2 separate regions of the Mus musculus genome follow, and region 2 is linked to region 1. The links are chromatin loops, found by intact Hi-C in ENCODE. Cell type or tissue: heart. All regions are shown on one strand. Links, peaks and the distances in the headings refer to the core of each region. The heading gives the core; the rest is flanking DNA. Region 1 overlaps 4930405L22Rik (RIKEN cDNA 4930405L22 gene). Region 2 has its middle 140 kb from the start of Gm40298.

The links. A loop is a pair of places that touch in the nucleus more often than their neighbours do. Peaks named below come from ENCODE experiments on the same cell type or tissue, not always from the same donor. Only the 100,000 strongest peaks of a DNase experiment are listed, where the experiment ranks them.
Region 2: it touches region 1 in a loop (2.8-fold over the local background); 2 of 42 quality-filtered maps call a loop at or near these places.

Annotation. Positions count from the first base shown.
Region 1 is chr5:45,924,503-45,927,425 of GRCm38, forward strand. It overlaps 4930405L22Rik (RIKEN cDNA 4930405L22 gene), which reads right to left. Exons shown (of 3, transcript NR_110478.1): 3 at 2,320-2,704. Among named protein-coding and RNA genes, the nearest start is that of 4930405L22Rik, 6.4 kb to the right of the region's middle. In heart, for the core only: no CTCF peak of the experiment used is centred there; a DNase peak (open chromatin) is centred at 1,609.
Region 2 is chr5:46,070,880-46,073,802 of GRCm38, forward strand. No RefSeq gene overlaps it. Among named protein-coding and RNA genes, the nearest start is that of Gm40298, 140 kb to the left of the region's middle. In heart, for the core only: no CTCF peak of the experiment used is centred there; no DNase peak of the experiment used is centred there.

The DNA of each region.
Region 1 (2,923 bases), core at 197-2,696:
GTTGTATCCCAAGATTTAAGCTATTGATAAAAAACATTCAAGAATTTGGTTAAAAGTTGACATTGTAGAAAGCAGATGATGTCTACTTGAACTTGACATGAATCTGCATTAAACCCATGCACTATCTGGGCATGAAATAATGTGTATATTAAATTATGACCACAGAAATTTCTCTCTATAATTTGACAAGTGGGATTATATATATTTAGTTATGAAAATTTAGTGTTTTAGAACTGTAAAGTTAAGCAAAAGTAATCTATCATCTATCTATCTATCATCTACGAACCTCTCTTTCTACCATCTATTTATTTATCTGCTATCTATTTGTGATATATCTATTTTCCCATTACACATGTATGTATACATATATTCAGTTACAGATTAATTTTTTCAACATTTATTTATTTCACTTTACCTGCATAAATGTAAATGCCTGCATGTATGTATGTGAGCTATGTGCATGCTAAAGCCTACATTTTCCATTTGATAGATGTTAGAAAATTGATTGGTATGTAGAAAAGTGCACGACCCACAGAACTGAGAAAGAATGGAACGATAGGAAGAAGTCATTTCTATCATCACTTCTCTCGGTACGGATGAGAATTGAATCTTTGAACCTGCAGAGGCACCCAGGTGGGAATGCTGAATGGTGCATAGGAAAATACTGCCAGCCACTTAACAACCATGGTTGCCTTGTGCACGGTACATTGTGAGATGTTACTGCATTTGAAAATATTCATGACAAATGAAATGTACATAGACTGTTAGAAAGTTATTATGATTCTCTAGGAAGAACGAGATGGCTTGTAATTCTATTCCCTTGTATACACAGTTTCTTGAATGTAAAATCCCATCCATTTCTTTCCTACACACATAGTACTGTGCGCCTTCCAAATTTGGGTTTGAGAACTTTGCTTACCTTGGTTCCTCTCTTAGATTGCTCTGTCCACGATTCCAGAACTGAGCCATGTGTTTGCTGTAAGATCAGTAACATATGCTCAAGTCTCATTCCACCTCTCTACCACTGGAGTTGTAGGACACTGAATTTGAGGATTTGGGGTGCTATAAATGCCCCGCAATGCACGTTTTCTGGATGAATAAATAACCGTAGTGATCTTCATTTGAGGGCAGCTTGCAACTACAATCATTATGGTCATCCATCTTAAAAACATGTAATATAGGCCAGGCAATTGACATATGCTATAAACTTTTATAATTTAATCTAATCCTACCAAATGCACGGTATATCCCCCTCCCCACTTTGTAGAGGACTTTGTGCAAGCTCAGAAAGGTGAAGAAGGATATCCAAGATGCCACTGGTAAGGGTAGCACAGGGATTAAAACCCTGTGCTCATTCCTTCACATCTGATTTCTAATTTAGCTTGAAGTCATTATTTAAAAAAAAAAAAAAAAAACCTACACTGCTTCCGTTTAATCATTCTCTGAGCGTTCTCTTGGGCACTCTGCTTCCTGCTTGATTCATGCTACCTGCTTCCGTCTGCAAAATCAAATAAGCCACTTTGTGCAGCTCCTTCCTCAGGAAATCTGGAAAACTGGACTGTTCTTTCTAGGAATACTAACCATTCGTCTCCATGTATTGGCCTGGCTTATGTTTAACCCCTTGCACTTCGTGTGGCCTTGGGCTGGTGATCTTAGCATGGTCAGTCTAAAAATAAGTCTTTCTTCCTCTCAAACCAAAGCAGGAAGCAAATCAAAATATCGCAAGGGCTGGTTAGCAGAGAGCTTATTTCAGGAAGTTGTTTCAGCTTATCTTAATTTCAATTTGTTGTTTTTCCAGGGCCGATCTGGCCCACACCTGTTACACGCTGTGGTGCACTTTACCCCAGTGATTACTAGTGATTACTAACCGCTGCAGTGAGCCTTTGTCCTGTTGTAGATTGTTACTAGTCAGAAGAGAGGCTAGAAACAAAGTATCAGTGTTATAAACACATCTGACATACACATGAATGTGTACAAGCACACCCGCTTCTCTGCCTTTTCCCTTGCTTTCTCTTTAACTAGGTTGTTATTCTGAGAGTATGTCCTGTTGTCTAATATTGACTGTAAAATATCTTTTAAAGGAGTTCAGATGTGAGTGGAAGTTCAATTAGTGTCTGCCCCTGGCAGGATAAAGATTGTCTCAGAAAGAACAAAGTTTACAGGTCCATGAAATTCTAGAGCTCTGAATTGGTGTCTTCCACGCCCTTCCTTTAACCCTGAAACGAGTTCTGGAATAGAGGAGACTAGTGGCTTGTTTGTTTGTTTGTTTGTTTGTTTGTTTGTTTGTTTTCTTCTTCCGGCACCTGTATAAGGTATTGTCTTTATCTTTTATTGGGATTAGAAGATGGCAGAAGGCAATTTGTATCACAAGCTACTTAGTTGCTGTTTAGTCTTTCTTGAGTCTTAAAAATCTTCTAAAATGCTTCCTTTTAATTATTCCTTTAACGCTGGCTGTCTTGAGGCTTGTCTTCTGCTTGGTTGCAGTGAGATCTCAGTCTGTCACATGCCTGCTGTACAAGTATGGGGACCTGGGTTTAACTCCTCAGCACCCATATAAAAAGCTTGGCACCGAGGCACGCTTGAAATTTCAATTCTGGGGGGGCAAAAAGGAGAGAGGAGGAACTGGGGGTGCTCTCTGGTCAGCAAGTGTCCCCTAACTGGTGAGCTCCAGGTCCCTGTGAGAGATGCTGTCTCACACAACAAACTGAAACAAAACAAAAAATAAAACAAGACAGTTCAACACAAAAGTCCCAACCCAAAGCAAACCAAAACCAACCAACCAACCAACCAAAAGCCAAGATAGGTATCTCCTGAGGAATGATGCCTGAAGTTGACCTCTATTGGTTACACACACACACACACACACACACACACACACACACACACACACACACAAGAGCCATAACAACTACTACTCAAAGCT
Region 2 (2,923 bases), core at 268-2,767, 150 kb after region 1:
CCCTGCATCCCTGGAATAAAACCTACTTGGTCAGGATGGATGATTGCTTTAATGTGTTCTTGGATTCGGTTAGCGAGAATTTTATTGAGGATTTTTGCATCGATATTCATAAGAGAAATTGGTCTGAAGTTCTCTATCTTTGTTGGGTCTTTCTGTGGTTTAGGTATCAGAGTAATAGTGGCTTCATAAAATGAGTTGGGTAGAGTACCTTCTACTTCTATTTTGTGAAATAGTTTGTGCAGAACTGGAATTAGATCTTCTTTGAAGGTCTGATATAACTCTGCACTAAACCCATCTGGTCCTGGGCTTTTTTTGGTTGGGAGACTATTAATAACTGCTTCTATTTCTTTAGGTGATATGGGACTGTTTAGATGATCAACTTGATCCTGATTCAACTTTGGTACCTGGTATCTGTCCAGAAATTTGTCCATTTCGTCCAGGTTTTCCAGTTTTGTTGAGTATAGCCTTTTGTAGAAGGATCTGATGGTGTTTTGGATTTCTTCAGGATCTGTTGTTATGTGTGAGCAGATCTTACTCATTCAGTAAGAGTTGATGCATTTTCTATCATCGTAGTTCTACTGGATTCTAAATGTTTAGTCTGTTATCGTTAAGCTGGCAGATGGGAAAATGTTGTTGGGGTAAACCTTTTATGCCATCAGCCAGGACTTTATGATATGACCATGACTAGCTTCAAGAGAAGTTGGGAAGTATATTCTAGTTGCCTGCTAAGAAGAAAGGGACTAGTAGTGTGTGTTACAAACATATTTCAGTAGATGCTAAGTACATGTCAAAAAGATCAAGAACATGCATCAACCCTCAAGTATTTTTTATTAGATATTTTCTTCATTTATGTTTCAAATGCTATCCCAAAAGTCTCCTATACCCCCCACCCTGCTTCCCTACCCACCCACTCCCACTTCCTGGCCTGGCATTCCCCTGTACTGGGGCATATAATCGTCACAAGTCCAAGGGCCTCTCCTCCCACTGATGGCCTACTAGGCCATCCTTTGCTACATATGCTTTGCAACAGCTTATGGCCTAAGCTAGTCCAGGCAAACTGAGACTCCACACCTTTCCTGAGTGGCTGTTGCATGTTCTTACCCATGCGGCCAAGCACTGGAATATGTGGTCCTACTTCTTCAGAGTTAAGGGATGTTAAGGAAGGATGCCTCAGAGCAGTCAACATTGAAAACCACGCCCAGAAGATGCAAAGAGAAAAAGCAGATTGTAGTTGTTGTCTTAGCGGTTGGGTCAAACTTTCACCGAAGTTACATATTGCTTTCCAGTCATAGGAACTGGTTTAATATTTAATTTTAATTAAGCCTTTGGTTTAAATTCATCTTAAAATAGAATTTCTGTTCTTGAAAGATATCTTCCACTTAGCATCATAAGTACACAATTTCCAAAAGTCTTTGGAACTATGTATCACTTAAGAGACTTTATTTGGTGCATAACTTACTGGGGAAATAGCTTGTGTCTTAATTTAAAGCATTGTAGTTACATCTGTCTGCATGCTTGCTAGTTCAGCAGAGCCTTTGTATGTGTTTCTGTTGTGCTTTTTAAGCTCCATCTGGGACAGATCCTATTATACACACAGAGTCCTCCAATGAACACTTCGCCGACTTTATCCTTATTGGAAATATTGATCACTTCACTGTTTAGTCAGATCTTTAAATTCATTGGGCTTCAAACATAGTCCAAGGAGGAGCAGCAATCAATCTTCTCCAAGTGACTAAAGCCATGTGAGAGATAGCAGACTGCATTTTTATTCAACCTTTTCTGATAATGAGCCACCCAAATCTGTTTGTCAATGTCCTGGTAGTACACACAGATCCTAAATATGTGCTGTCACAGTAACAAAGGACATTTTCAGGGTTTCCTTGGTACTGAGAAATACATAAACAGCTGGAGGGGGTAGGACTTGTCTTATAACCATACAATAGAGAATAGATTCAGATTATCTGAATAGGCTTAAACTGAAGTTTATTTCTCATGCATGAAAATATCCGAGGTGGCATTGAGTCTCTATTCCCGGAATTCTTCAAGGATTCAGGTCAGGCTCTTTACATTCCATTGTTTCCATATCATGGCTCACTTCAGGTCTGCATGTCAGCTAGCATGAAAAACAAAAAAAAAAGGCTAGAGAGTGACAGAGTAATTACAATTTTTCAGAGTATCTGCAGTTTCTGTTTTGCTTGTATTGTACGCTTTCCACAAGTTTCTGGAGGTGGTGCTTGAAGTTTCTCCTGCTCACCACCTCTGATGAATCTTCGACATTTCTGGGACCTGTGGTGGAAAAGAACAAACTGGAAAATCTTGCTTCAGCAGTTAAATGGCTTTCCCTCCATTGTTGGACAAAACTGAACCCGTGGCTGTATACAACTTCAAGGAGTCAGTACAATGGAGTGCGTAGAAGGCTATGACAATTACCACAAGGAGTACAGTCCTTCAAAGCATTTGAAAGGTGTGGCCTGGAAGTTGCACACAGCAGTTCTATTCACATACTGCAAATTGGAATGTAGGCACATCATTACTCTGGCCAAAAAGGAAGCTGGTGGATGTGGTCTTTATTCTTGTCACAGTGACTAAGATCTGTAGCATTTCCTTTGATTCTTAGAGTTCCCGTCTACTCACACTACCTACTTCTTGCATAGCAACATTTTTTTCTCTATGGAGCTTAGCATATTAATACTTTATAAATTTTCATATGTTATATTTTGATCATTTTCTTTCCACTATCCAAATTCCTCCCTATCTCCCTACCAACCCAATCTCATTTCCCTTTTCTCTCTCAAAAAGAAAGAAGCAAAATAGAAAAACCCCAAAACTCTTAAGACAAAAAAAAAATCCCAAATAAAATGAAAACTAGGCAAAAAGTATACAAAACCATGGAGTCTGCTTTGTGTTGGCCAACCACTCCTGG